2 separate regions of the Mus musculus genome follow, and region 1 is linked to region 2. The links are chromatin loops, found by intact Hi-C in ENCODE. Cell type or tissue: gastrocnemius. All regions are shown on one strand. Links, peaks and the distances in the headings refer to the core of each region. The heading gives the core; the rest is flanking DNA. Region 1 has its middle 24 kb from the start of Rps6ka1. Region 2 holds the start of Gpatch3 (G patch domain containing 3).

Region 1 (15,712 bases), core at 5,227-13,226, 330 kb before region 2:
ACATCCACAGGGGCAACTGGATCAGGAGCCTCATTCTTGCAGCGTCTCACCAATCTCTCCAGCACCCAAAGAGGTTCCGTCTGGTCCTGTGGAAACACACAAACAGACCCTCTCGCCCACGTCAACACCAGATCTGGTCGATCCCCAGTGGAGATGGACACAATACCTCGTGGTGATGAGACCATAACCTCAATCACCTGTGTGTTCATCTGGGAAGTCAATATGAAAGTCAAGTTTTCACTAGCTTCCCCTCTGTTGGGCAATGATTTCCGTGCCCTTATGGCAATCTGATTCACCTGCTTAAACACCTGCACTGGATATCCTGTCTGTTGTTGTGCAAATCGACCTTGACCAAGCAGCATATCTCTATCCCATGCAAATTCAGCTTGATCAGTGAAAATAGGACATCCCATCAAGGAGAATCTATCCTCTTTCCAGACCTCCGGACAGAAGGTCTGCCCATAGATGGCTGCCGAGGAGGCATAGGGAGGGGGAGCAGAAGCTAATTCACCTTCCTCCTCCGCCTCAGCTCTGTTGTCCTGTCCTTTCTGTCCACCTGATAACACTGTGTCTCCTTTCTTTTTCCTTTTTCTTTTTAAGCCCTTCTCCTCTTCCGACATACTTTCTTGTTGCTCTGTAAGGATTTTCTGACCTGTCTTGACTGCCTCTACACACAGTTTCAAACAGTAACAGAGTCCATATATCAGAACAAACAAGACCAAAACTATCAGACCTACCCACAAAGGGTCAACGGGAGAAAAAAGCATAACTACACAGCGAGGATCTATTGATCACTACACTGAGGTTATCATAGTTCCTTAATTTATCCCAAAACCGTGAACCTTAACTTGTCCCAAAGCCAGGAACCTTAACTTGTCCCTATTATCCTCTTACTTTCACTTTCTCTCTTACTTTCACTTCCTTGTCTCCAGAGCCGGAGAGCCTTACTGTCTCTTTACCGAGAGCCTTACTGTCTCTTTACCGAGAGCCTAATCCCAATCCCGGGATACTGAGTTACTTTGTGCCTGCTTCCTGGCAACTTTATACTTGCCTCTATTTTATCCGAGGTCCTTCCCAAACTCCTGGGGTCGCAAGTTTCACTCACCTTGAACTTACCCTGCCGGCAACCACTGACTGCTGAAAGTTCTGAACTCGGTGGGGGAGTCGGTTCCCCGTACGGGCCACCAATTGTCGCGTCTGCTCTCGACCAGCAAGAACGACGCGACCACCAGTCCTTCTAACAGCAGTTTATTCAGTCTTCATCTTTCTTCTTTCTCTTAAAAATATCCCCCTTTAACCCAGGGATCAATTTGGGAGACTTACCAGTACCGTTCCCCAGCTGAAGAGTTCTGAATCCACGCCAGATCCTTCTCAACAGTCTGTTTTACAGGAACTTTTATTAACCACTCCTTCCCCGTGATGCAGTTCTGAATCCTCCCTGTAGCAGGGGTTCTTCACTTGTGCCTGAAGATGTTTCTTGTCCCGGGTTTCGGCACCAACTGTCGAGCGCGCCCCCAACTCGCCAGCAAGAACGACGCCGCTACAGGATCCTTCTGCACACGTTTATTCAGTCCTATTTCTTCTTTCTCTATATATCTCCCTTGTTTTTATATCTCCCCTGTTTATATCTTCCCTGTTTATATCTCCCAATAATAACAATCCTCTCTCGAATAATAATCCTCCCTCTAACCCGGGCCTCTCACTCTTATATACTCTCAGTTCCCATCCACGCACAGCAGGCCACGCCACCTCACCAGGCACGCAGCTTCAGCTAATCAGGGCAGCAGGGGCAAATCTCCACCAAATTGGATTCACCTGAATCCTGGTACACCTGCGCAGCACTCAAGATGTTTGTGTCTTATATGAGGAAGTCAGGTGCAAGTCATATGACTTAGCTGCAGTCTCTAGCGCCTTTGGGACTGCCGCCACACCCGCTCCCCACAAGTAACAACTGTGAATTTCATAGAAAAGAGAAACAGACAAAAAAAAAGAAAAATAATAACATTTGTAAATGAACAAATACTGAACGCATCAAAAATATTTTGGCATGGGAGATGGGGGTTTTGTGTGCATTGGGCAGGTGATGAGTGCAGTTAAAACTGTCCTTTATAGCAGAAAATCAAGAGATGGTATCTAAAACCAAAACACCAAGAAGTGGCAAAGCAAGCATCTTTATTTAGAGACCACGGAGACAGATATAAACGGCAGCCAGCTCGCAGCGTCGAAACGACAGTCTCTGGGAAATGCAGCAGACACCTTCTGCCTCCATAGGAAGCACTGCTACCTGTAAATTTTTGTAAACTGTGTGCTTGGGGCCTGCCAGGTAGATGGCTCTGTAAAGCACTTGTGCAAGCAAGGGAGACCTGAGTTCAATTCCCAGGACCCACATTAAAGGTGGTCGTGGTGCTGGAAAGATGGCTCGGCGGTTAAGAGCAAATACAGTTCTTGCAGAGGACTCAAGTTGCAACCACATAACAATTCAAAAGCAAGCCGGGAGGTGGTGGCACATGCCTTTAATCCCAGCACTTGAGAGGCAGAGGCAGGGGGATTTCTGAGTTCGGGGCCAGCCTGGTCTACAAAGTGAGTTCCAGGACAGCCAGGGATATACAGAGAAACTCTGAAACCCTGTCTCAAAAAACAAAAACAAAAACAAAAACAAACAAACAAACAAACAAGCAAGCAAAATCTGAAGCAGCAACTGGAATGTCAGCTCCGGGGATCCAATGTCTCTGGCCTCCTGGGACACCTGCACTCATGTGCACCACCCATACACATACTCATCATTTAAAATAGTATAAATCTTAAAATAAAAAGCCAGGTGTGGCATTATATGCTTGTGATCCCAGCATTGAGGGGAGATGTAGATGGGAGGACTCCTGGAGCTCCATGCCTATCCATCCATTCTAGCTGAGCTGCTGAGCTCCGGGCTCAGAGAGAGACCATGATTCAAAAACAAGGTGGAGCTGGGGTGGGTGTAGTGTGGTGTGTGTGTGTGTGTGGTGTGGTGTGTGTGTGTGTGTGTGTGTGTGTGTGTGTGTAAGAGCATGTCTTTAGTCCAATCACTCAGGAGCCTGAGGCAGGTGTATCTCACTGGGATTGAGTCTGGGCTATTGTGCATCATGAGTTCTAGGTTAGTCAAGATTACACAGAGATTCTGTGTTTAAACAAAACAAAAGACAAGATATAAGTGCAGTGCATTGAGGCTCCTACATCAGCCTCTGGCTCCTGTGGCTTCCTGACTGACGGACCTAAAGCCTTATTACTCTAAAAACTTCCTGGCGCTCTTCACATAGGATGCAGGTGAGCTTATTGTCATCCCGAGGCTTGAAGCCTCAGTGGATTCTCAGTGCCTAACAGTAGGCTCTGCCCTTGATGCCCTGGGACAGTCACTTTAGGTTCTGGCCTGGCTTTTGAAACCTCCTCTCCCCCAGACTCTTGCTCAGGCCATGTTCAGGCACTCACATTAGAAAGCCCTTTCCAGGGACGGAGGAGATGGCTCAGTGGTTACTCAGCACTCAAGCATAGATCAGAATTCCCATGGACTCCATAGAAATGCCAGGTGGACTTGGTGGCCGATGTAGAGGCAGGGACAGGAGTCTCCAGGGCAAGCTGGCTATGGAGAGTAACCATATGGATGAGCCCTGGATTCGACTGAGAGACCTGGGCACACTGAACAATGTGAATGATTCCAAACACGTACTGGTGTGAATCCACATGTATGTGCAACCACACACATGAAAAAGAAAACGAAAGAATAAACCCCGTTTAGCTATTGTTTCCTCCACAGGTTTCAGCTCAAATGTCACTTCTACCATGAAGTCCTGAATATTACCAGGTCCTTTGTCACTCTCAGGATTCTCCAATCAGATAGGGGCTCTGAAGACCTGTCACAAGATTCCAAGGTCCTCATTAGGCCATATTAAGGACTATTATTTAATCTAAAGAAACCAGGGAGCCTTTAACACGTGACCAGTAAGCAAGGCTAAAATCAGACAAGCCAGGAGATCTGGGGCTTGAAAGAGGTTATGAACAGCAGCAAGCTCTTTATCTGGGAAATAAACAAGAAGCCCAGGATTGCCACTTGCAGTAGCCCAGGATTGCCACTTGCAGTAGCCCAGGATTGCCACTTGCAGTAGCCCAGGATTGCCACTTGCCGTAGCATAGGATTGCCACTTGCAGGATCAGATTCTTCTTAGCAGATACATATTTCTATTTATTGGTATTTCTCGTGGTTTAAATGAGAAGAGTGTCAGGAGCCATCTAGGAAAGGCTGAAGGCAAATGAGTGAGTTTTCTGGAGACGGCCCACAGTTTTGGTTTTTCCCTCGCCTTGCTCCGATAGGCAAGGTCCCAAGAGTCTTCATCCGGGATTGCTTCTTACTGCTGATTGGCTTCCCTAGCCCTAGTACACAGCTTAATGGCTCCGGGGCATCTGCCCACCCTATTGAGCAGTTCTCCTGCAGATCAACATGAAGCTGAACAGTCATGAACTAATGCTGTTTAGATGAATTAATGACTTTATAGAATTTCTAATTTTTTTATTTTTTTCAAGACAGGGTTTCCCTGGCTGGCCTGGAACTCACTCTGTAGACCAGGCTGGCCTCGAACTCAGAAATCTGCCTGCCTCTGCCTCCCAAGTGCTGGGATTAAAGGCGTGCGCCACCACACCTGGCTAAATTCCTGATTTTTTTAATTTTAGAAAGTTTTTGGGAGATGGCTTTAGCTGATTTGAGAGAAAGATGTAATAAAGTTAGAATCAAGAGTAGAATGTACCCTCGACTCATAGAATAGTTAAGTAAAGTTTGCATAATAAAAAACACTTGGAGGAGCTAGAGAAAGTATCCAAGGAGCTAAAGAGATCTGCAACCCTGTAGGTGCAACATTATGAACTAACCAGTACCCCGGAGCTCTTGCCTCTAGCTGCATATGTATCAAAAGATGGCCTAGTCGGCCATCACTGGAAAGAGAGGCCCATTGGACAGGCAAACTTTATATGCCCCAGTACAGGGGAACGCCAGGGCCAAAAAATGGGAATGGGTGGGTAGGGGAGTTGGGGGGGAGGGTGGGGGGGGACTTTTGGGATAGCATTGGAAATGCAATTGAGGAAAATACGTAATTAAAAAAACCACTATGACCTTTCATAATTACACTAAAAGGAAAAATAGACTTGGGACAGATTCATGAACAAGGAAAACCATTCATCCTAGGCCAGGTCCAAGGATGAAGCCACAGGTGAGCACTAGGATAAAGCAAGGCCATGGGAAACTGTTGCTGTGAACTTATAATGAGCTTGTAGAACGAAGCACTGCTTTGAACTGACTATAGACATCCTTCTGTAACTCCCCTTTTGTGTAATGTTTTGTCTATGAGATAATTTTATAAAAAAAAAAAACTTTGTCTAAGAAAATACAAAAAGGTCAGAGGGAAGGAATAAGGGGTTGGCATCTGGGGCTCTGCCTCAGCCACCCAATTGTACATATGTATATGTCTGTTTGTCTATACATATATATGTAGGTCTATGTGTATGTATGTAAGTATGTGTGAACACTTGTGGAGCTGAGAAGACAGGTGGTCAGGCCTAAGCCCATGAGTGTGTGTGTGTGTGTGTGAATGTGTATGTGTCTGTGCTTATGGCCTAAATAAAACATTTCCTTTCTGTGCGTGTGACTTTCTTTTCCTTTTTATCTGGGTCTCAAAGAGTTGACAAAACTCTGAGCATCTCTAGAATAAAAGAACAAGAGCCTGAATAAGCTAACTCCTTTATTTTATTACCCGCCCCACCCCACTGTTAAACAGCAGGTATCAATCCCCAGAAGCCAGCAGTTTCTGGACCCAGAAGAGCAAAGAGTTAGAAGAAAACAAAACAAAACAAAAAAACCCCCAAAAGCTAGCTACTTTTGCCCTAGCAATCACAACTTTTGCCACGATGATCGCCAATGTCTCCATTGATTCCTTCTTCAGCAAAGGTCCCTGGCAGATGGACCCCATAGGCTCACAGAGACTTGTGGCCTTGTTGGAGGAACTATGTCACTGGGGGCAGGCTTTGAGGTTTCAGATGTTCCAGCCAGGCCCAGCATCATCCTCTCTCTCTGCTGCCTGCAGATCGAGATGTAAAACTCTCAGCTCCTTCTCCAGCACCAAGTCTGCCTGCAAGCTTCCATGCTTCCTACTCTGATGATAATGAACTAAACCTCTGGAACTGTAAGCCAGCCCAATAATAAATCTAATTATTAATTATATATAAATATACAGTATCTATAACTTATAATATTTAAAAGTTGCCACGGTCATGATGTTTTTCACAGCAATAGAAATCCTAACTGAAACAGTATCAAGAAGGTTAACCCATGATTTTAAAATTACTGTCACTTCTGGTAAACTTCATTAGGCTGATACTCAATTGACTAATGTTAGGATCTCCTGCTCAAAGGAAACGCAAGTATACTTGAATTCTGAAATGTCTGTTTTCCTTTTTCCTTCTTCTGCACTCCCCTCTTCCTGTAGTTATTGATACAGTAAGTCTCTGTTGCTGACTACAGTCCTGGTTTCTTACTTCTTTGTTTTCATTTGGTTTTTAGGTTTAGATGAATTGATTGATTGGTTGATTGATTGATTGATTGATTTTGGTATTTTTTGAGGCAGAGTTTCTCAGGCAGTTTTGACTATCCTGGAACTTACTTTGTAGACCAGGCTGGCCGGCCTCAAGCTCACAGAAATCTGCCTGCCTCTCTGCCTCCAGAGTCCTGGAATTAAAGTCATAAAATTTGGATAATTTTTGAGACATGTTAAAGCTGCCTTTTAACTCCTTTTGTAGCCTAGACTAGCCACAAACCCAAGAGTGTCATGCCTCTGCCATGTAAGAGCTGGGATTACAGGCATACACTATCACATTGGGCTCCTGCATCTTTATGTGTGCAATTCTCTCTCTTGTTTAGAATGGTCTTTTTAAAGATTTACTTATTTATCTTATGTGTATGAGTACACTATAGGTGTCTTCAGACATACCAGAACAGGGCATCAGGTCCTGTTACAGATAGTTGTGAGCCACCATGTGGTTGCTGGGATTTGAACTTAGGACCTCTGGAAGAGCAGTCAGTGCTCTTAACCACTGAACCATCTCTCTAGCCCTAGAATGTTCTTTCTAAATGATCCACACATCCTTCAGCATTCACCCCTCAGCACACTGGCATAGGGATTAAAAGCCAACAAAGGCCACACCTCCCTATAAGCCTATTTCTTTCAAACCACCACAAATCCCAATAGAAAGCAATGTGTGTCTGCTAAGAACAACCTGATCCTGCACGTGGCAGTTCTGGAAAACTCCACCCGTGGAAATTCGTGGAAGTCCCCTGGGTAGCAGGAAACAGGATGATGCTATTGTTTATTAAAAGAAAGAACTGGATATAAGCTGGAATGCAGGTCAGTTGATAGTGTTATCTAGCATGCATGAAGCCCTGGGTTTGATCCCTTGCACTGACTCAAACTGGGCATGGTGGCACACACCGTGCAAAACACTTGGGTGGAGGAATAGAAACAGAATAATCAGAAGTTGAAGATCAGCTATGCCTGCAAGGCCAACCTGGGCTAAATAGGAGCTTGTCTGCAACAACAACAACTACAACGAACTTAGCCTACCATTGTATTTGACTTTGCTGTACCAAGGACTGAAAACAGAGTTTCACACACACTGGGTAAGTGCTCTACCACTGAGCTACATCCGCAGTATAACTTTGGACAAGTTATTTCTCTGAATCTAAACTTCCTTCTTACATAAGAGTGTCTACTCCTTAATTTGGTAAGGAACGCAGTTACCATGTATACAAAGGTACTCTGTAAGAACCCAGCTTAATCAGCCTCATTAAATTTTATCAACTTAATTTTTTTGTTCCATTTATTTTTATCGGGATTGGAGATGCAGCTACATGCAAATGAGGGTCAGACAACAATTTTCTGGAGTCTTATTTTTCTCCTTCTACATCTGCATGGACTCTGGGGATCAAACTCAGGGCCTAAGATTTGCACAGCAAACGCTTTATTCACTGATCCATCTCGCTGGTCCAAATATTACCCACTTTCAGGAACTGGGAATAAGAATACTTTTATTATCACTGATCTTTGATTTCACTAGGTAAGCAGGCTTTTAGGAAAGGTTGCTTTGTTGTTCAAGGCCTTGCTGCTTTAGGGAGGGATCAATTCTCATCTATTTAGATTACTGACTGAGGACACAGCAAGGAGGCTGGGTAACCGTACTCCAGTGCTCTCTCTGTCCAGAGTAAGATTCACAGTAGCTAGAGGAAATCACTGGTCAGCCGTCGCCATGACAACATCAGACCGTCCTCCGGTCCATCAACGGAAGGGGGCGGTGTCTGGAGAGTAGATCGCCTAGGTGGCCACGCGTGCCTGGGTCGCATGCAGCCCAGAGGAGTCCTCGGGTGCCAGGCAGGCACTGCTTCCTCTGTCCGCACGGGGGCGACGCAGAGCTGAGCTCCGCGCGTGCGTGGGAGCCAGTGACCGCACTGGGTCCTCTGGGCCCGAAACTGGAAGCTCCCACAGGCTCCCCTCCAAGCGTCTGATCTGACGTCGTCCACGACACACGACAGCCTCTCCCAGGACCGCCCAGCTCATGTACGGCTCTGACCCGACCATCACAGCCCTCACCGAGGCCGACACCAGACCCAAGCTTCCCAGGGACCAGCTTTGGCTATCGCCAGTCCCAGGAGGCCCAGGGAGCACGCGCACGCACGTGTGTGGGCGGGGCTTCAGGTTGGAACGCCCCCTCAGGGGCGGGGTCATAATCTGGGGAGCGCGCGGGGTGATGGGAGCAGTAGCCACGCGGAAGCCAAGCGAGCACGGGGCTGATTTACAGGGCACCACGTGGCTTGGTGGGTTTGGGTGCTCGATGCTGGCCCTAGGGTATCTCGGAAATGGGCTCCAGTCGTGCCATGTGTCGGAACGCGGCTTGGGGGAGGACATACAGGACAGTCCTGGGGCCCAGTCTGGGACTAGATCTAGGTCCTTGGTTTATAGAGTTAGTCGGAGGTCCTTGGTGTGTCATCCACGCTTTAACATTCCAGCCATTGCCCAGGCTTGTCACTTGGCGGCACCCTCCCGCCACTCACAGCAGGATATGCCCTTCTCAGAACCCAGCCAAACAGAGAGGCTCATGAGCGCTTCATCTTCAGTTTCAACAAGATTAGGTTGCCAGGCATGGTGGCTCATGCCTGTCATTCCTGGGGCGGGAAGGTCTTGGAGCCCAGCCCTGGCTACATAGTGAGTTCCTGGCTTTTTGAATACAAAGTGAGACCCTGTGTTAAAGAACTAAAACAAACAAAACCGAACAAGCATCCAAAACCTAAAACAAGCAAGCTAGACAGATAGAGGTGAGTTCTCCCGAGTCCGTTTGTGACTCCAGCAGTTTCCCTTACAGGGAGGGCTGGGGGACAGCCTCAGCAACTTAACACTGAATGCTATTGTTAACTGAAGTGCACCAGGGATAGGAGGGAGATGCATTTTCTTTCTGTTTTCTGGGGTTCAGCATAGACTGGACGTACCAATAAACCCTGCCTGCTCGCTCGTTCTCTCTCTCTCTCTCTCTCTCTCTCTCTCTCTCTCTCTCTCTCTCTCTCTCTCTCTCTCTCTCCCTCCCTCCCTTCCTCCCCCCCCCTTTTAATATGAGGCCCTGGCACAGCGAAAGTTAAAACATTTAAAATGTAATTCTAATTCATAAATCTTTTTAAAAATTAACCTTACAAAAACCAATTTAAGCCGGCCATAGTGACACAGGACTTTAATCTCAGGACTTGGGAGGCAGAGGCAAGCAGATCTCTGAGGTTGAAGCCAGCCTGGTCTACAGAGCACTCAGAGAAATCATGCCTTAAAAAAAAAAAAAGTGAGGCTATGCCAGTGCCTGGCAAATACAGAAGTGGATGCTCACAGTCATCTATAGGATGGAACACAGGGCCCCCAATGGAGGAGCTAGAGAAAGTACCCAAGGAGCTGAAGGGGTCTGCAACCCTATAGGTAGAACAACAATATGAACTAACCAGTACCCCCAGAGCTCGTGTCTCTAGCTGCATATGTAGCAGAAGATGGCCTAGTTGGCCACCATTGGGAAGAGAGGCCCCTTGGTCTTGCAAACTTTATATGCCCCAGTACAGGGGAACGCCAGGGCCAAGAAGTGGGAGTGGGTGGGTAGGGGAGCAGGGCCGGGGGTGGGGGTATAGGGACTTTTAGGATAGCATTTGAAATGTAAATGAAGAAAATATCTAATAAAAAATTTGAAAAAAAAAGAGAGAGAACTTTCAGGTTTTGTTTTGTTTTGAGACGGGATTTCTCACTGTGTAGACCAGGCTAGCCTTGAACTCAGATTCGCCTGCCTCTTTCTCCGAGCATTAGGATTAAAGACATGAACTGCCTTGTAGAACTAAAAGTCCTCATCCTTTTACTTTTTTTTTTCACACACAGTATTTTTGTGTTTACCGGCTTGAGAGATCCTACATATATAAATAAGAAGAGGTCACATGCCTATGGTTGACTCAATCTATACTGTCCTGTGTTTGTGTCAATACATAATAGATAGGATTGTTATTTAAAGAGTCGGTATTTCCAGAAAATGAACATTTACAATTCAGTTAGTCCACCAGTAATGAACTCTTAGTTTGGGCCTGTGCTTATAACAATATAACAGAACTACGTGATCACTGTCAACAGTTTTAGAGGGAATATTGGTAAGAACCAAGAAAGTCATCAAGATTAAGTCTCCTTGGTTACTTGCTCTCCTCCAGCCTGCATTGGCTTGCTTATTTGGTTCTGGTTTGGTTGATAGGGTCTCTCTGTGTAGCCCTGGTTGGCCTGGAACTCCCTCTTTAGACCAGGCTGGCCTCGAACTCACAAATATCCTCTGACTCCCTAGTGCTGGTTTGTGTGAAACGTGTTTGCCACCACCCTGGACCAGCTGATATTGTCTTATTATGTTGAGGCATAGTCTGTGTGACCCAAATTAAACCTGGAACTGACAATGTAGCCCAACCTGGCCCTGAACTTCGAGCAATCCTCCTGCCTCAGCCTCCCAAGTACCGAGAATACAAGTTTATTCTGTAAACTATACTGGATGGATTGGTTAATGCTAAGTAATTCATGCAGTGGGAATCTGGGGTCTGGACAAAGTTGTCCAGGGAGGGTTCCTTGCTAGGGTCACACAGCTAGGACGGAATGGCACAGCCCGGAACCCGGCCCAACTTTATCTGATTCCATGCCTCTGTTGGTCTCTTCCTGTTAGTGTTCAGCTGACTTCCTTCCAATCTTTATTTCTGTGCAACAGGGCAAAAATATTTACATGTAAATATTCATCGTTTTTCCTCCTCCAGCCTTGGTTCGAAACATATTGTGACAATTGCCAAGGAAGGGGGTAGACATGAAGCACAAGCCTGCTGTGTTCTGGAGGGATTCCTCCCAGGCCCACTCAGGAAAAGCTGCTGGCAGAGCAGGGGTGGCAGAGCAGTGGCAGAGCCAGGAGGGTTAGCGACTCAGAGAGGGGAGACTAAGCAGGGCATTCTAGAACTGCTCTGGCAACTTGGGACGTGGAGGAAGTCTTAGGATTCTGAGCATCTGTCTGCTGCAAGATGCCCTGGGTAATGCCAGCCCTGCAAACCCCTCAGCCTCCCGTGCAGGCTTTTGCCTCTTGTCTGTGCATTTGAGCTTAGATGGGTTATTAGGGGAGGAAACCGGACCGGTTTATTTAGGCATGTGAACTTTGTACTCTTTCTCTAAAAATTTATTTTTTTTCTTTTAGTGTGTATGAATGTTTGCCTGCATGCATGTAATTGTATTGTGTGCATGCCACGTGCCTGTGGAGGTCAGGAAAGGGTGTCAAATGCTCTGAAATGAGAGTTACAGACAGTTGTGAACCACCACATACACACTCCTAAGCACACCCACTCATCTGCACGCAAACTTCTACACACACACCCATGCATATGCATAAATAATAAATACATTTAATTATTTTTAGAAGAAGAAGAGAAAAATAACTGCTGGAGCCAAGCATTGTGGTTCATGTTTGTAATCCTAGTACCTGGGAGACAGAAGCAGGAGGACCAGGAGTTCAAAGTCATCTGTGTTGGTATAGCAACGGATCTGTCCTCGCCCAGCCCCCCCCCCCCCCCAAGCCACCAAATACACACAAAAGAGAAACCCAGAGAAGCTTGCTGCTTTGCCGGTTCTCAGTTTTGTGGTCAGGGGGGACTCTTCCTGCCCTCTTTGCTTCCATTGCAAAAATGCAGAACTTCTCTGTTTCTTAATCTGTGTCTTCTTGTAACTTCATTTTATTCTTAAAGACAGGATCTCTCTGTGTTGCCTTAGCTATCCTGTAACTCACTCTGTAGACGAGGCTGGCCTCCAACTCACAGAGATGCACCTACCTGCCTCTGCCTCCTGAGTGCTGGGATCAAAGGTGTGGGCCAACACTGCCAGGCTTCTAATTTCCTTTCTTATTTTTAAAATTCTTTTCCATTTTTGTTATGGGTCTGTGTACACGAGTGTGGGTGCCCAAGGAGCCCAGAGGTGTCAATCTCCCTGGAACTGGGGTGACAGGCAGTAGTTATAAACTGCCTGATGTGGTGCCAGGAACCAAACTTTCAGATCCTCTGTAGGAGCAGTAGCTACTCTTAACCGCCGAGCCCTCTCTCGGCCCTTGTTCCAATTTCTTACTGACTTTTGACTTTTAGTTTGTTCTTTTGTTTTTTTGTTTTAACTTTTTTTTTTAAAGATTTTATTTAATTAAAGTATATGAGTACGCCTGGAGTGGTGGCATGCCTTTAATCCCAGCACTTGGGAGTGCTGCAGAGGCAGGCAGATTTCTGAGTTGGAGGCCAGCCTGGTCTACAGAGTGAGTTCCAGGACAGCCAGGGCTACACAGAGAAAAAAACCCTGTCTCGAAAACCAAAAAAAAAAAAAAAAAAAAAGTATATGAGTACAATGTCATGTCTTCAGGTGCACCAGAAGAGGGCATCAGATCCCATTACAGATGATTGTGAGACACCTTGTGGTTGCTGTGAATTGAACTCAGGACCTCTGGAAGAGCAGCAGTCAGTGTTCTTAACCGCCGAGCCATCTCTCCAGCCCCTTAATTTTTTTTTTTTTATTTTTATACGTTTTCTTTTTAAAGATTTATTTATTTCATGTATGTGGGTACACTGTCGCTGTCTTCAGACACACCAGAAGAGGGCATCAGATCCCATTACAAGTAGTTGTGAGCCATCATGTGGTTGCTGAGAATTGAACTCAGGACCTCTGGAAGAGCAGTCAGTGCTCTTAACCACGGAGCCATCTCTCCAGGCCAACTTCCAACTTTTAGTTTGTTTTTTTGTTTGTTTGGTTGGTTGGTTGGTTGGTTAGTTGGTTGGTTTTGGTTTTTTGAGACAGGGTTTCCCTGGCTGTCCTGGAACTCACTCTGTAGACCAGGCTGGCCTCGAACTCAGAAATCCGCCTGCCTCTGCCTCCCAAGTGGTGGGATTAAAGGTGTGCGCCACCACTGCCCGGCCTACATTTAGTTTTAAAAACCTTTTTTCCTGTAGAAAATGTCTGGTGTCCTCAGCCTGTAATCCCAGCACCTCAGGTGTTGAGACAAGAGGGTTGCAAACCCAAGTCCAGCCTGGGCACAGAATGAGTTCGGAGGTCAGCCTTGGCATCTCAGTAGAACCCTGTCTTAAACTAAGAAGAGGCTGTCCAGCTCAGAGGGCAGTGTGCTCCTCTGCTGTCACAGGTCTTCACTGTCAATTTGACTGGCTTTAGAATCTCCTAGGAGACCCACCCATGGGTGTGTTTATGCGGGCATTTCCAGAGACCTTTCACTTAGGAGGGAAGACCCTCTTTGATGTAGTGACACAAAGGAAAAGAGAAGATAAAATGCTACCAGCATCATCTCTCCCCACCACTCCCCATCCCCCCACCTATGTCACCCCCATTGTCACTTGCTATGCCACCTATTCCCCCACCCCATCCCCTACCCATTCCACCCACAAACCCCACCTCCCCACACCACTCCCCCCACCACCAGAAACCCCCCACATCTCTACCCCCACGTCCCTCTCCTCCTTCCTCCCTCCTTCCTCCTCTGTCCACCACTTCCTCACTGCAGACACTGTGCAACCAGCTAGCTGCCCAGAGCTCTTCCGGCTGGCTGTACCCTTCAATCAGCATCTTGTGAACCATGAGCCAGCAGACGCTCGCTCGCCATTAAATTGCTTTTTGCTAGTTCCTCGGCCATGGGAATAAGATGTAACTAATCTAGAGTGCTTGAGGCCCTCAGCTCAGTACCCCGTGCTGGGAGAGAAAAATGTCAACATCCCATCACATTAAAGAAAACTTAATCATTTGCCTCTCACCTTCAATAAGTATGAACATTTTTGCAAAATTTTTTCCCCTTTTGGGACTAAAATCTCTACAGGTCTGCAAAAAGAAAAATCAAAAGATTTTCCCAACCTCCTACTTGTCTCCTCTTTTATTTTAAAAAGTATCATTAGTGCTAGCAATATTTCAGGGTCTCACATAGCCAAGTGCTCTTAACCACTGAGCCCTCTCCCCAGCCCTCCCCACCCACTTTTACACGAGAGCTCCAACAATCAATCTAACTCAGCTCCCCGAGCTTGCTCTACCAGCTGAGCCATCTCACTTTTTATTTGTTCCCAGTGCTCTTTACTTGTGGAAACACCGAGGATTTGTCCCATCAGAGTTGCCATACTGTAGAAAATTTGTTGTTTCCTAGAAGTGTAGTTAAACTTGCTCTTGTGCCTTAGATTTCCAGTAAACGAAAAGTCATTTCCAGAGACTTGGTTAGAGGGGTTTAATGTGTTTGGCAACAGTACTTCATCGGCCACCGTCATCTGCACTTCAAGTGCTGTTTGTCATTTGTTTTCCAGACAGGCTGGATGGATTCTAGCCTGGCCTCAGACTCCCCTTAGAGGAGAGGATGACCTTGTATTCCGATCCTCTCGCCTCCACCTGCTGAGGGCTGGGGTTGTAGGTGAACACCACCATTCCCATTTGATTCAGTACCAGGGATAGAAGCCAGGGCCTCCTGCGTGCTAAGCAGCACTGTGACATCTGAACTGAATCTCCAGCTCGGTACACCCAATATTACAGCAAATCTGAAGTGCGTAATGTTTTAGCTGACATATTCTATTAGCTGACTAATCTGAGGCCTTATTGATCTCTTCCTTATAGAAGTCTCCGTCGGCCTTTCCCCTATTGGCTTTGCCGTCCACTAATGAGTCATTATGTTGTTAGGCATTGCCAAATGGTGATTTTTCTTACTCACGTTGCACTCATTACCTGGATAATTCTTCCATAAAAATGAACTTGTCCTAAGTATTTTATTCTCATGAAATACAGTTTATACAAGACAGGAAATGCTTCCTTCTTCGTGGCCATTTTTGTTTGTTTGTTTGTTTGTTTGTTTGTTTTTGCTTTGAGACAGTTAATAGGTTTTTCTCCACCAACGAGATAAGCTAATTCAAGCCAAATAGAGAGTAAAAAGGCAGGTTTATTTGGGGGCAGCTCACGGGCAGGTTCATGGGTTCCAAGAAATGGGGCTAACGCAGGTGGTGAGCTGGGGGTAGATTCCTCTGGTCTTCGGTCAAGAGCTGGGGCAGAAGTTAGACAGATTCACCCTGAACTTCCCGTGAGGTTCTGGGAAGGTCACCCTACAGCTCTGC
Region 2 (15,712 bases), core at 2,440-10,439:
GACCCTCAAAAGGGTCACAACCTCCAAGGTGAGAATCACTGAGTTAGAGGGGAAGCTGGCTCAGGTCTCCACTGCAGGAAGGAATCTAAGACCACAGTGTCTCCTGGGTTACCTCCACTTTAAAAGGATGAGAGACACAGAGGCCACAGGCCACTCTGCAAACTCAACACAGCCACTCAGCTAAACGGACCCCTTGGTCGTGGGTCACCTGTTGGTGACTCTCTGGACTCACTTATGCTCATTCACACATGGGAGGAAACACAAGCAGAGGCCTGGTGGCTCCGAATCAGCAGGACTGAATGAAGTCTGCTCCTGGGCCTGAAAGCAAGTCAAGGACAGACCCAGGACCTCAAATCTCTCTATGCCCGTGGCATGTCAGAGCTGCAGCACAGGGAAGAGCTCTCTCACTGGCCACTACCTGGATGTTCAGGGGGATGAAGGAGACCAGGCTGTAGTCTTCCACCAGCTGCACCAGCTTCTCATTGAGCTGTCGGTAGCGCCGGAAGAAAGGGTCAGACGCCAGGTGCTCAAGCAGGTAGGAAAGGTCCAGGACCTCCGTGTAGTAGTCCAGGTTGAAGGCTGAGGAGAGATGGAGTCAGATGCTGCTGACACTAGGCGGGAGGCCTCAGGGCTGCAGCAGCGGAGGGTGTAGCTCAGTGATAGACATGTTTAGCATTTGCAAGGCCCTGGGTTCCGTTCCTAACACCCTAAGGGGGATTAAAAACCACAACCAGGGCTGGGGATTGACTTCAGTGGTAAAGCCCTGGGTTCAGTCCTCAGCGCTTGGGGGTGAGGGTGGGGGTCATACCCAGTTGACTTTTGAACAAAGCAGGCAGTGGAGTGCTAGCCTGGCTACATGCGGTGCTGGACTACGGCACTATGAGAGAAGAGAGACCCAAAGTCTGGGGCTGTGTCTTCTTTGTCTCTTTGTCGTTATTTCGCTGAGACAGCGTTTCACACCTCCGCTCTGGCTAGTCTGCCACCGTGTGAGCTGCCCAGGCTGGCTCTCACAGCTCCTGTGTGCTGAGGGTAAGGGCACAGCTGCACGCTGACTCCTGATCCCCCATTATTCACATTCACTAAGACACCTGCTGCTGCCGTGAACCGCAGTGAACTGATGTAACTAAGAAGAGAAATGCTGAAGGGCACTGTTGGCTCAGGCCTTTAGTCCCAGCACCTGGGAAGCAGAAGCAAGCAGATCTCTTAAATTTGAAGCCAGCTGGGACTACAAAGCAAGTTCCAGGGCAGTCAGGGGCTACACAGAGAAACCCTGTCTCAAAACAAACAAGAACAAAAAACCCAATGGCACAGGCTGGTAATCCCAGGTATATAAGCAGCCAAGTCAGCAGGGTTGAAAGTTCAAGGCTGGGCTGGTGAGATGGCTCAGTGGTTAAGAGCACCCAACTGCTCTTCCAAAGGTCCCGAGTTCAAATCCCAGCAACCACATGGTGGCTCACAACCATCCGTAATGAGATCTGACGCCCTCTTCTGGAGTGTCTGAAGACAGCTACAGTGTACTTACATATGATAAATAAATAAGTCTTTAAAAAAAAAAAAAGAAAGAAAGTTCAAGGCTACCCTGGACTACATAGTAAATTTAAGGTCAGTCTAGGCGATTTAGTGAGACCCTAATTAAAATGAGTGTCCGAGACTGCCCACGCACACTGACAACTGGAGCCATTCCTGAGGCCAATCTCTAGGACAAGAGAAGGAGAAAATCGGCTCCACACAAGCACGTGTCCCCCACAAATGAACACATTTAATTCAAATGGGCAGCCTGAGAGGTTAAGGGCGCTTGCCACCCTTCAGAGGACCTGAGTTCAGGCCCCAGTATCTCCATGGTGGCTGACAACTAACTGCCTGTACTGCAGCTTCAGGGAGACCAGCTTCCTTTTTTGGCCTCTGTGTATCACATAACAAGCTGGCTTTGAAAGCAATCCTCCTGCCTTCCTCTCCCACGTGCTGGGATTAGAGACATGCACCACCACACCTTTTGGGACTGTTGTGAGGACTACAGCTTGTAAACCCATCATCTTGCCTTGTACACAGAAACAGTCAGTCAATGGTTGTCCACACCAGTGTCAAACAGGTACTGAGAACTATGCTTAGTCCCTGCTTCCTGAAGCTTGGTCAGAGCCCAGGGCCTTAGCACACACACTGGAAGGACTTAGGAAACGCTGGTCAAACTGAATCGCTCTTCAGTCCAGCAGCAAGGCCTCCTGGGTAAGGCACCTTCCCTTCCTGGGCCAGTTCCTTAGAGCAGGACCAGAGCAGATGCTCTAACAGCAGGCTTTTGCTCCATGCACAGTTTCCTAATAAAGAGGAAGAGTGCCCTGACAGCCACTGGGCTCCGTGGTCAGCTGCCCTCGAAGATGAGCTGACTGATGTGGCTGGCATCCTTCCATGTCCTCACCAGGCAAGGCCACTTCCACGTCATTTCCCAGCCTCCCCCTCTGCTCACCTGCTAGACATCAGCTTCCTTCCCTCTGTTCCTTTATGACTTCGGAGTTTAAAGAGCCCATGCTACTAGCACAGCAGAGAAATGATCTGGCAGAAAGATATGCTGGCCATTGCGACATGACACTACCCAACTCCCCTTGCCATGTGAGGATGCAGGGGTAAGGTGGCCACCTACTAGCCAGACCTTGCATCTACCCATGCAGGTCTTAAGACTTCCCACTCTCTAGAACATGAGGAATAAATGTCCGTTGTCTTAGGCACTGGGTTGATGGTAGTTTGATTACAACAGCCCCAACTAGGACAGCACTTTGCCTCTACTGTACAGGCCAGAACAGGTACCCAAAAGTCAGGGTGCCATGGCTCAGAGCAGTGAGCTGTGATCCACTCCCTTCAGCCAGCCACTGTACTACCACCTGTTTTAAATCCTTTAAAGCCCCATCTGTAGCTCTCATCTCTAAATCAACTGTGGCATCTAGCACAGCGCACAAAATAATGGCCAAAAGTCAGGAAGGCAGCGAGGTAGCTCCCTTCGCGCTGCAGGCAGTCTCTTACCCAGCTTCCCATAGTGTTCAATAAGGTCCATCTTGGAGAGGAGGTTGATGTGGGGCAATTCCACGTGCAGCATGGTGGCCAGGGAGGTACACAGGACGGAGATGAACTTGGCTGGGTCTGTGCAGTAGTGAGAATCCACAAGGTGGACAGCAGTCAGCTGTGAGCAGAAGGTACAGGGTGAGAGGAAGACTGACCTGGTGAGGGAGGACACTTCTGAGCCCACATCTCCCTCGAGAGCCTGGCAGCCCACGGATCCAGTGTACCCTTCCTTAGTACTGTTCTATTCCTTCCTTAGTACTGTTCTATTCCTTCCTTAGTACTGTTCTATTCCTTCCTTAGTACTGTTCTATTCCTTCCTTAGTACTGTTTTATTCCTTCCTTAGTACTGTTCTATTCCTTCCTTAGTACTGTTCTATTTCCTGTTCATGTGCCTGCTTGAGACAGGGCTTGATGGCCCAGAACTCTTTCTGCCTCCACACCACATTGCTGGGGTTACAGGCCTGAGATATTTTCCTGCCTCTTGTTCTTAATTTTTTTTTTCCAAGACAGGGTTTCTCCGTGTAGTCCTGGCTGTCCTAGAACTCACTCTGTAGACCAGGCTGGCCTCGAACTCAGAAATCAGCCTGCCTCTGCCTCCCAAATGCTGGGATTAAAGGCGTGCACCACCACCGCCAGGCAACTTAATTTAAATTTAATAACATCATGTCCTCCTCCAAGAAGATAGGGGGCAATTTTACCATTTTGTCCTTCCTACTATTCTGGGGACCAAACCCAGGGACTGTGGCCTCTGCTTGTTAGACAAGTTCTCTACCACTGAGCTAATCTCCAACACCTCTTCCAAGGTCTCTTGCACAGTTCCTGCAGTGGACAAAGGGTTCAAATCACACTGCACCTACCTCTCTACTCTTTCATCACACTTCTGAACACCAACTAACCAATCACTAAGCCACTTTCTGTGTAGTCACTTCCACTGTTTTTAAAATTGGGAACTGTCACATTCATTTTAGAGATGACAAAACTGAGTGAAAGGACTTTCCAAGACCATGAAATGAGTTGGGGCCGAGCTAAAATTCTATCTCAGAGGCTTTAGTTCTGCTTCAAACTTAACTCAGCCGCTATCTCCCAATGTAACTTGGGGGCGTGGCACCTATCCGCCTCCCGGTCTCAGGGATTCCTTCTGCCCGACCCGAGACACACCCTGAGGTCCCACTGGGCCATTTGGGAGAAGATGCTGCGTAGGGCGGTGTGGTGCGTGCAGAGCTCCACCTGGCCGGGGCAGTCGAAGAGAAAGTAGTGGCCTCGCAGGGGCTCCAGCTTGGCGCGCAGCCAGTCCAGGTTGGCTTCCAGGTACTCCATGCAGTAGAGCAGGCCACCGTTGGGCCCCAGGCGCAGCGCGTCCATCACGTCGCCCAGCCCCACCAGCTCGCCCACGTCCACCGCACACTCGTAAGGCAGTCCGTCGTTAGCGGGGTCCAGGTTCACCACCGCCACGCGCCGCCCCAGAGCGCGCAGGAACTCACTCATGCCCAGGCAGTACGTGGTCTTCCCCGAGCCCGGGGGCCCGATCACTGCCTGCCCGAAGGCCGTAGTCGGGGCGGCCCCCGCCATGGGTGGAGCTGGCAGCCCACGGGCGCCTCACCAAGTAAACTCAAGCAGAAAAACGAACAAACTACCCGGCAAGGAAGGGAAAAGTTCCGACTTCCGGATTCCGCCGGAACTTGTCTGGAGAGGAAGTCCCACCCACACGGCCACGGCATAGGCTGTGGTCACGCAACCGCACACCTCCGGTTTTAAGATTTCCCCAGGCTTCACTAAGGCAGATCTCCATGCCGGGTAAACTGGTTTATTCTCGCACCGATCCGTCTCTAGGCAGAGGGTAGACGTGGTAAGGGACCGCGACGCTCTCTGGATCAATTCTCTGGTCCCCTTTCCCAGCTTCACGGAGCTCTTCAGACAACCCTCAAACCCGACTGGACGGTGCCACAGGCAGTCCAGATCTTCACTGTTCTGGGCAAACCCAAACAAGCACTAGGGCCTGGAGACCAAGGGAAGGCCTTTAGGCACAAACACCCCAGGAGACGGAGGGGCTTTTGGTGATATCATCTTTGAGGTAGAGAAACTGGGCATGCTCAGGGCTGCTCCCAGGCTCTGGGCTGCTTCTCAGGTCCACAGGGCAAGATCCAGGCAGAGGGCTAAGTCCCTGCCGCAGAGTGATCCTGACCAAGGACATAGGCTCACTCGGGCTCAGGTCTGTCCAAGGCACAGCTAGAACCCTTCACAAAAGTCATATCTGTCCGAAACTTCATGCTGGTGGGTGGCTGGCGCCGGAGCAAGGTCTCCCCCTGGTCTTGGGGCAGAGGCTCATCATAGATGGTGGAAATGAGCCCCAAGCCAGTTCGACGGGGCCTCTTCAGTTGCCTAAATGGCTGTAACTTCTCTCCATGGTATCTGGATAAAACAGAGCTCTTGGTGAGAAGGCTGCTCTCTTCAAAGCCCAGTAAAGAGGTTAGCAAGAGACAGGAAGTAATTACTACATATCTGGTTTGTTCTATCAGAGCGGTCTCATGCTCATAGCACAAGAACCCGGGGCAAGGACACACTCACTCCTGAGCCACACCTCCAGCACCAAAGACAAAGCATTGTCTCCAAATTCTGCTCTCCAGCCTCTGGAGAGGAGTGTCAACTATCAGGGACCTGGGAATTTTCATTTCCACAACAGACTCCCTTATGAAGCCAAAACCCAGACTTGAGGAAATGACTTCCCTGAGGGCCCCGTGATCCTTTAAGTTGTAGGATTGGGTTTAAAATGAAAATAAGGACAGTGTCATCTATTTCTACACCTGCTGTGAAGCTGTTCATTTAGAGGGGCCCACACCCACCTCAAAACAATGGCAAGAGGGAAAGCAGACAGCAGCACAGCTGGACAATGGCCTAGGGAGCCCCTCAGGTGCACTCACCCCAAGCCGCGCTTGCATCTAGGATGCTGGCCATCTCCATCCAGGGCCTCAGGCACCCCGGAGCACCTGCTGCCCAGGCCCTGGCCTTCAGCCCAGCCCTGGCGCTCCATCACCTTCCGGCCGATGCCCTGCAAAGGAAGAAGCGAGAGTCCAGAGAAAGAAGTGGCTCAAGTGTGGCAGGGGTGCAGGCTCCATCACTTGGGAGATGGAGCAGAGATTTAAGTTCGAGGTCAGGCTGGGCTACATATGAGACCCTGCCTCAAAGGATGTAAGAAGAAGAGGGAATGGTTGGGAGGCAAAGGCAGGCGGATTTCTGAGTTCAAGGCCAGCCTAGTCTACAAAGTGACTTCCAGGACAGCCAGGGCTACACAGAGAAACCCTGTCTCGAAAAACCGGAAAAAAAAAAAAAGGAATGAAGGGAAGGGAAGGAAAGAAGAAGGGAGAGTGGGCATGCTCCTTGGAGCAGGAGGAATGGAGGAAGAGGGAATGGCATTGTGGTTAACCACACTCACTTACCTTGGTGTGGCGCTCAAAGGTGCCGACTTGGCCACCTAGCACAGAGCCATCTTCCTGACCCTCACGGAGTCTCCGTTCCAGGCGCATTTGGACAGAGTCACGGGCATCCTTGTCTCCTCCATCTGCAGGAACACAACCCATTCTGTAAAAGAGTCCCTGTCCCCGGGAGGATGAGATGCTGGGGTCCCCTCACAAGATCTCTGACTCATGTTCACAATGTCCTGTAAAATGTTTTACGAGCTTGGGAGCCCAACAGGAACAGGAACCTTGGCTCTCTTCTTCCAGATGAGGCAGGGTGCAGACATCAAAGAATGGCAGAGATAAAACCAGAAGCCAGGTTACTGGGAACCAGAGAGATGGTCCAGCAGTCAGTGTACTGATCCTCTACAGGACCTGGGTTCACTTCCCAGCATGCCCATGGCAGCTCACAACTGTCTGTAACACCAGTTCCAGGGGATCTGATGCCCTCTTCTGCACTCCAAGGGCACCAGCACATGGTATACTTACATGCAGGTAAAACACATATTTGTCTAAGACAAAAATAATCAGTCTCAGCTGGACATGGTGGTGGCGCACACCTTTAAATCCCAGCACTTGAGGGGGAGAGACAGGTGAATTTCTAAGTTCAAGGCCAGTCTGGTTTACAGAGTGAGTTCCAGGACAGCCAGAGCTACATAGTAAGACCTGACTCAAACAAACAAAAAACATTAAAAAAAAAGTCCTTATCTAGAAAAATGGCAAGGAATCACGGCATAAATCTTAAACACTGGCATTCGGGAGGCAGGAGGAGGAGGATGGATGTTGGTGACTTTGAGGTCGTCTGCTCTACATAGCAAGTTCTTGGAAGCCAATGCTACACAATGTCTTAAAAATCAAAACAAAATAAAAAACAAAAATAAAACAAAAATCCCAGTTTGTTTCTCACTTCAGAATTATGAGTTGACCAAAAGCCAAGCTTCTAAGTACTTAGCCTATTCACCCGGAACCCACCGAGGGGTGTTCCCACAGAGAGGATCAAGGGTCTGCCGACCACCAGCACTTCAACCCAGCTACAGATAGCGAGTGCTCTCAGGTGGAGGTGGTGAGTGCAGTCAGCCTCTTTCTCCAGGCTCTGCGCCTGCAGAGCCAAGCAGTTTAAAACTACTCAGAAAACAACTGCATCCGCACCACCACGCAAGACCCCTCACCCAGCATTACTCCTAAGGACAATTCCTGAGCATCCATCATTTAGGAAACAGCCACAGTTAGTTTGTTGGTTCCTTCTGAGCCAGGACCGCATTGTAGCCCAGGATGGCCTCAAACCAGCAGCAACCTTCACATCTCACTTCCCCAGTGTAGGGATCTCCTGCACTGTACATTACACCACCATAGCTGGTAATAACTTTTTTCCTGGTGCTGGAATTGAACCCAGGGCCTCACACGGCCTAGGAAAGTACCAGTGAGCTGTAGGCCCAGCCCATGATGACTTTATTTGTTTCTGTTTTTCTTTTTAAAGACAGGGTTTCTTTGTGTAGCCCTAGATGCCTTGGAACTCACTTTCTAAACCAGGCTGGTCTCACACGCACAAAGACCGGCCTATCTCTGCCAGGGTTACCTGTGTTCACCACCACTGCCTGGCAATTATTCTTTTTGAGAGAGATTATTTTAAGTATGCGTAAGGATGTGTGTAGGCCTAAGCAAATGTTATCCCACCGTGTAAGAAAGCTTCTGCCGCAGGTTTTGTGTCCATGGGGGTTGTAGAACCATCTCCCTTGGGCACACTGAGAATGAGTGTACAGTAGTTTGCCCCTGGTCCCCCAACTTGGCCTCTGACAAGCAGGTGTGGCTAGTGTACAGGACTAGGGCACAAGATCGTCCCGGGACTGCCACCCCTCGCTCAGTACCTCTGTCGTAGTAGACGCTCATGTCCACGTCCCAGTCATCAGCTGTCTGCTCATCAAAATCTACAGGGACGAAAGCAACGGGAGGCACGGGTTAGCGACTCAGAGTTCTTTGGTCCTTGGACTAGGATCAGTCCCAGGACCTTGCACAAACTTAAGTGCTCTACCTCCAAACTCTATGTCCCACCCCAATGACTCCCAGATGTGTTTCAAGCTAAATCTAAAGTTAGACAAATATTCCCGATTCTAGTCCACCAATTCCTCATTCCAAAATGGGAAAAGCAGCCTGCATTTAGATAGGAGGGAAGCCATTTCCTAGATTTATTTTTATTAGGTTGTCAGGAAATCCACCATGTGGAGCAGAGACCCCCAACCTTGGCTTGCCAACCTCTGCCTGGGCTCCAACCTAACGGTCTGGGTCCTAAACATCCCCACAGACCCACGTGTTAAAGGCTTAGTCCAGTGGGAAGTAACGGGAGCTTTCAGAGGTGGAGCTTCATTCATGCCCTCCAAAAGGAATGTGAGACCCAAGTTTCTTCTTCCTTCGCTCGCTCTCCTTTGCACCCCAGCCATGAGGTGAACAGGCTTCCTTGCATCACAGGCTCCAATTATAACGTGCAGCTTCACCACAGGCAGGAGAGCCGGCTGCCATGCTTCAGACCTCTAAACTGAGCCAACCCTTTTCTCTTTAGGAATCGATCCATCTCTGGCATTGTCCCAGTAACCACAAGCCTGACTGCTTCCTGGTCTTACCTCCTTCCTCCTCCTGCCAGAACTGAGCGTCGGTGTAGAACACGAGGCCAGAGCCACCTTTCTCCCACTTAAGTTCAATCTCCTCCTCGAAGAGCCGCTCTGTAGTCCGCTCCTGCCCGGTCACATCCTCGTGCAGAGCTTCGTGTCGCTCCCACTCCTCACCCCGGTCATCGTCCTGGGAGGATGGACAGGGGACAGGGAGGGGACCTGTTTCTGACTTCCTAAAAGGAAGGAGTTTCTGGGCCCAGAGGGGGACGTGGGACCTGGACCTCGCAGGGTACCCTCAGGGGGCAGCATATTTAGGCCTGAAAGCCCTGGCCCCCCTGCTCACTCTCACCTCCTGTGCGTTTGGTCAGGCATTTCCTCCTGACCCCCTTTGCTTTTCTACCCGTTTACAGCCTCAGGCTGAGTTCTGCAGCCTGCACAAAGCCCACTCAACACATGGCTCTCTCACCAGTAATGTTAGTCAGTGCATGACATTTAAGCCTTTCTCAATTATGTCATGAAAAAGAAGGGACAGGACAAGTGTTATCTCCTGCTGGTCAGGCCCTTCCTATAACTGGGCTCTTGGAATCGTCCCAGTGAGGTAAGGGCCATTACTCCCATTTTACAGGAGGGAGCCTAGGTTCAGACATAAGGTGATTTGCCCACAATGCTATGCCAAGGGCAGCAGAACCAGCAGGCAAAGCCAGTTCGTCACCTCACAGTTCTCGTTTCAACACACAGGTTCTTTAAGAGCAGGGAATGGATAGGAGAAGCGCTCTAGCATTCAGTGCTGATCCTTGCTACAGTGTGCATAACTGCGCTTGTGGAATGACAGCATGGCTCTTGGCTTGACTCCTTGGGTTCCCATCCTGGTTAAACCCTAAGATGCTAGAGGAACTAAGGCTGCAGATCTGGGAAGGAGGTAAGGTCAGGTATCAGGTGTAGACAGAAGGGAGTATTCAAAAGCCCGATCAATAAATGATAAAAGGCTTCACAACAGATTCCATCGAGAAAGGAGAGGAAAACTAAATGTCTATTTTGGTGACAAAGCTAAGACTAGCGGCTGATGTTCGGTGCACTGACTTGAGGGGCTAGAGACCCGATGAAAGAGGAGGTTGGAGAAGCCTCACGAAGGAAGCGGGCTCCTGTCCTGACGCTATTCCTACTTCCTCACACGCTCTTGGGTAAATTCTTGTACACCTCTTGCTGAGTTCCTTCCATCTCTGAAAAGGAGCCTATGTATGGAAGGCAATACATTTGGTAATCTTTTGATAAAAACTCTGGACATCTCCCCTCAAAAAGGCATAAAATGCACACATAAAAGGAATTTCACAGTCACTGTCGGAGAGCTTCTGCTCTGTGGAGGAGCCTCAGTCATACCCCTGACAGAAGAACCCCAGCCTGTCTTCCTCTTTTTTAAATCAGAATCTCATGTAATGAGTTTGAACTTTCTACGCACCTGAATATGACCTTGAACTTCGGATCCTCTTGCCTCCATCTCCCCCAGGGTTAGGATTACAGATGTGTACCACCCTGCCGGGTTTGCGCAGTCTGGGATTCAAACTCAGGGCTTTGTGCTTGCTGGGTAAACGTTCCAAAGCCAGCCCTGACCTGGCCTCTGCAAAGTGCTACACTACTTACCTCTTCTGAGCCAGACTCCTCCTCCTCCTCCTGCTGCTGCCCTTCATCCTCCGGCTCATCAAAGGAGCCAGCTGCTGGATCTTCCGAGCAGCTCCCCTGGGGGATCTCCTCCCCTTCTGCTGTGTACACGTGCTCTTCTTGCTCCACAGTCTCTGAGTCCTCATACAGAAAGGGCACGTTGCCATAGCGCCGGGAGGAGCCGGTCTTGGGAAACTGGAGCTGTAGCTGGGTAATGATTCTAGGTGGTAGACGGCAGGACCGGATCAACTCTAAAAAGACCCGCAGGGGGGTGCCCACATTGCCATTGGGCATCAGCACTGGCGGATTCAGCTCCGGGAGCTGCTTCAGGTCAGCCAGGGTAAAAGCTTCATTCTCCGCCCTTCGACTCTGTAGTTCCTTCCGGGTCTTAAAGGGAAAGGACCCCAGATCTTAGGAAGGAGGGAAAAGACTGGATGTTAAAGCCCTAAATGATTTTTAGCAATATTCGAGCCAGAAGTAAATCACAGTTTAAATCTGCTTCCTATCAGACATGGTGGTATCTATGAGGTCAGCACACTCAAGAAAGTGAGGCAGGAGGATCGTGAATTAGAGGCCAGTTAGGCTAAAACATAGTAAGACTTATTTCTTTAAAAATAAAAGACTTGGGGGCTGGAGACATGGCTCAGCGGTTAAGAGCACTGACTGCTCTTCCAGAGGTCCTGAGTTCAAATCCCAGCATCCACACGGTGGCTCACAACCACCTGTAATGGGACCTGATGCCCTCTTCTGGTGTGTCTGAAGACAGCTACCATGTACTCACATACCTAAAATAAATAAATAAATCTTTAAAAATAAAAGGCTAACAAGGCAAACGTGATACAAGTTGTTCTCTGACTGCCACACTGGTGTTGTGTGTATCCTCTACCCGACAAATAAATGTAAATGTGACTCAGGGTCTGTCTGTGCATATTCGGAGTGTGTATTCCCAGAGGAATACACAAGTATCTTCAATACTTGCTTCCCGAGGACCAGCTTTTATTGGTACTAGAATAGAACCATTACCACGCAACTGTATTCTGATCCTGAGCTGTCACATACTGCGCATATCTGGTGTTCCAGACACAAATGATTTTTTTTGTTTTTCTTTTTTCTTTTTTTATTTTTTTATTTTTAAGATTTATTTATTTATTATATGTAAGTACACTGTAGCTGTCCTCAGACACTCCAGAAGAGGGAGTCAGATCTCGTTATGGATGGTTGCGAGCCACCATGTGGTTGCTGGGATTTGAACTCTGGACCTTCGGAAGAGCAGTCGGTGCTCTAACCCACTGAGCCATCTCACCAGGCCCACAAATGATTTTTTTAATGTGCACTAAACACAGAGGTGTTTTGCCTCTGTGTGTGTGTGTGTGTGTGTGTGTGTGTGTGTGTGTGTGTGTGTGTGTTGGATCTGCTGGAACTGGAGTTACAGAGGGTTGTGAGCTGCCATGTGGTTGCTGGGAATTGAACCTGGGTCCTATGGAAGAGCTGCCAGTGCTCAGCCATCTCTCCAGCCCTGATTTTTTTTATTACAGTTTCTTTCTTTCTTTTTTTTTAATAAAAGGTTTTATTTATTTATAAGTACACTGTAGCTGTCTTCAGATCTCATTACAGATGGTTGTGAGCCACCATGTGGTTGCTGGGATTTGAACTCTGGACCTTGAGCAGTCAGTGCTCTTACCTGCTGAGCTATCGCACCAGCCCCCTACGTTTTGTTTCTTTACTGCGGTGTGCACATTACAGTGCACCTATGGAGGCCAGGATATAGCTTGCTGGAGTTGCTTTTCTCCTCCCACTATGTGGGTCCTGAGATCCAAGTCAGGTCTTCAGAGCGGGTAGCAAGATAAGCAATCTTTCTTGGTAGCAAAGGATTGTTTTGAGAAGTCCATAAGAAAATGATGGGCTGATCAAATATGGTGGCATACACTTATAATCCCAGCATGGGAGGCACAGGCAGGAGCCCAAGGTTACTTCTTTTGTTTATTTATTTTTGAGGCAGACCCTGTCTGGTCTGAAACTAGACATGTAAACCAGGCTGGCCTTGAATATAGAAATTTGATTGCTTTTCCTGGGATTAAAGGGGTTCACTACCACACCTGGCTCAAGGTCATTGGAACTTTCATAGAGTTTGAGGCCAGCATAGATTACATGAGAGAGACACACACATAGAGAGGCAGCTCATGCTGTATGTCTTGATAAGACATTGCTCCTAAAGATTCTGCTTAAACCATAGCCGGCATATGCACTCGAGTGTGTGTGCACACGCGCACACGCACACACGCACACACACACACCTCTTTCTATGAAACTGTTTAACTTTGAGCTGATACCAGTTTTTCATTTTTGTTTTGTATGTTATTTTTTTAACTTTTGAGACAGGGTCAGAGCTAGATAGTCTTGGCTGTCCTGGAACTCACTTTGTAGACCAAGCCAGGCTAGAACTACAGAGATCCATCTGCCTCTACTTCCCAGGCACTAGAACTAAAGGCATATATACCACCACTATTGCTAATGACTCTTTAGGATGAACTGTTTCAAAATAATTTATTTAAACCTCTCCATCTGGCATTTTAAAACACCTGGCTTCCTTTTCCCCAATGGACACACTTGTGCCCAGCCCCTCTCTGCTGCCCCCAGCTCTTTCCTCTGCAGAGCCTGTCTTCCAGTCGCTAGGTTAGATTAGAAGAAACCAAGTTTCCTTTGTGCATTTCAAGATATGGTTCCTCTGTGTAGCACTGGCTGTCCTGGAATTCGCTCGCTCAGAGATCCTCCTGCCTCTGCCGCCTGAGAGCTGGGATCAAAGGCGTGCCTTAGCGCACCGGGCTCCAAATATCCTTTTTAAGAAATCATGTCAGTACAAAAATCACCACCCTTAGGGAAATGGTCCTTAAGAGGGGATACATTTGAAACTTATCTATACAGATCTCAGTTGTTTTGTCTGTTTTGCCTTGTAAGTCCTTGAGTAAAAACATGCAGATTGGGCTGAAAACTTGTAGCTTTGTCCAGAACTAACTTAAGCTCTAAACAGTGATAACCTATCTTAACCACCCAGGCAATGCGCCTCTTTTCCAAGGGCCGTGCGTCCGGTCCATTCTCTCCCCCTTACCTGAAACCTCGGTGGGAAGCCTAAGCCTGCGGATGAGACAGCGACCGGGAAGCCAGGTCCCCTGAGAGTCCAGCCACCGGCGACCGGAGTACATGCGAAGCAGCCGCTGGGCTTGCGCCGCTCCCCTCACCGAGACGACGCAGCAGCAGGTGCGGGTCTGGGCTGCCGCAGAGCCCCGGGCGCGGACAGCGCGGGCATCGGAGGCCGGAGCCTGGGCGAGAACCGGATCCTCAGCGGCGGGGTCCGGGCCAGCCCGGGCCGCCTCGGGACTCGCCTGCGGAGGGCCCCTCTCGGGCCGGTGCCGGTAGTGGAAGCACAGGAAGCCTCCGCCGCGCTGTTCCCGGAACTGGCTAAAGTAGCTCCGTAACTGAGCCGAGCGTAACACGGCAGGGATCCCGCTCACCACCAGGTAAACCGGCGACTCTTCGTCCAGCTCCCTGGGCGACGCCATCTTGGCCTGTCACATGATTGCTTGGCGTCCACTCTCGCGAGAGCACCACGTCTCGGATGCTGGAGTTTGGTCAATGTGGCATCGGTGACCGTTTGGTACTTGAAGTTTCGTTTTAATTGCTCTTGGGCCGAATCTGTGTTTCCAGCTCCACAGAAGATGGAAAACTCGTGCGATGGGCTGGGCTGTAGCTCAGTGATAGCTGGTCCAGCGTGTGAGAGGCTCTAAGGAGGAACCAGTGTAGAGCACCGGGATGCTGAGCGGGAGGTGGCGGAGGTCTGATGCAAAACTGGACTCTACAGTACCAACCCAGCCGGGCGTGGTGCCTCACGCCTTTAAACCCGGCACTTGAGAGTTAGAGGCAAGCAGGTGTGCGTGAGTTCAAGACCAGCCTGGTCAACATAGTGACTGAGACGGGGCTATGTCGAGAGAGCCTTTCTCAGGGCGCGGGACGGGGGAGATGAAGAGATGCCCCGGCAATTAAGAGCTTTCGCTGCTCTTACAGAATACTTGGATTGGATTCCCAGCACCCACGTACGAGGGAACTCTCCCATACGTAACTCGTTTCATGAGATTGGACACCCTCTTCTGACCTCTAGAGGCACATACGTGTTGCACATACATACATGCAGGCAAAATTCTCATGCACATAAAATTATCTGTAACAAACCGGGCGGTGGTGGCTCACGCCTTTAATCCCAGCACTCAGGAGACAGAGGCAGGCGGATTTCTGAGTTCGAGGCCAGCCTGGTCTACAGAGTGAGTTCCAGGACAGCCAGGGCTACACAGAGAAGTCTCGAGGGAAAAAAAAATTTTTTTTGGTTTGGTTTGGTTTTTTTGTTTGTTTGTTTTAGATTTATTTATTTATTATATGTAAGTACACTGTAGCTGTCTTCAGACACACCAGAAGAGGGCATCAGATCTCATTACGGATGGTTGCAAAGCAGTTGTTGGGATTTGAACTCCCGACCTTCAGAAGAGCAGTTGGTACTCTTAACCGCTGAGCCATCTCTCCAGCCCTCAAAAAGATTTTTTTTTAAATGTACAAATACATGCATAGACATCGAAAACTATTCCCAGAGATCATAGGCGAAAACCATATTGCCAGCTTCGGACGACCTCCGTACAAGGCGTTGAGTCCCTCACAAACAAACAGTATAGCTCTTGTGATTGTGTGCAGTGTTCAGGAAGGCCAGAGGAGGGCGTTGGAGCCTCTGGATCCATTTTTTTTTTATAAAGATTTATTTATTTACTATATGTAAGTACACTGTAGCTGTCTTCAGACACTCCAGAAGAGGGCATCAGATCTCATTACGGGTGGTTGTGAGCCACCATGTGGTTGCTGGGATTTGAACTTTGGACCTTCGGAAGAGCAGTCGGGTGCTCTTACCCACTG

What was found. Hi-C counts contacts between places; a loop is a spot of excess contacts. Peaks named below come from ENCODE experiments on the same cell type or tissue, not always from the same donor. Only the 100,000 strongest peaks of a DNase experiment are listed, where the experiment ranks them.
Region 1: it touches region 2 in a loop (7-fold over the local background); 2 of 42 quality-filtered maps call a loop at or near these places.

Annotation. Positions count from the first base shown.
Region 1 is chr4:133,903,814-133,919,525 of GRCm38, reverse strand. No RefSeq gene overlaps it. Among named protein-coding and RNA genes, the nearest start is that of Rps6ka1, 24 kb to the right of the region's middle. In gastrocnemius, for the core only: a CTCF peak has its summit at 9,104; DNase peaks (open chromatin) are centred at 8,473, 8,716 and 9,100; H3K4me3 peaks cover 1,516 bases; H3K27ac peaks cover 1,805 bases.
Region 2 is chr4:133,573,367-133,589,078 of GRCm38, reverse strand. Gpatch3 (G patch domain containing 3) reads right to left here and starts at 14,334. Exons shown (of 7, transcript NM_172876.2): 1 at 13,869-14,334; 2 at 10,745-11,172; 3 at 9,119-9,293; 4 at 8,369-8,428; 5 at 6,486-6,607; 6 at 5,970-6,097; 7 at 4,837-5,460. The coding sequence starts at 14,319. The coding sequence ends at 5,247. Gpn2 (GPN-loop GTPase 2) reads right to left here and starts at 4,706. Exons shown (of 5, transcript NM_133884.2): 1 at 4,210-4,706; 2 at 3,013-3,169; 3 at 419-579. The coding sequence starts at 4,620. In gastrocnemius, for the core only: no CTCF peak of the experiment used is centred there; DNase peaks (open chromatin) are centred at 4,376, 4,709 and 6,036; H3K4me3 peaks cover 1,703 bases; H3K27ac peaks cover 1,481 bases.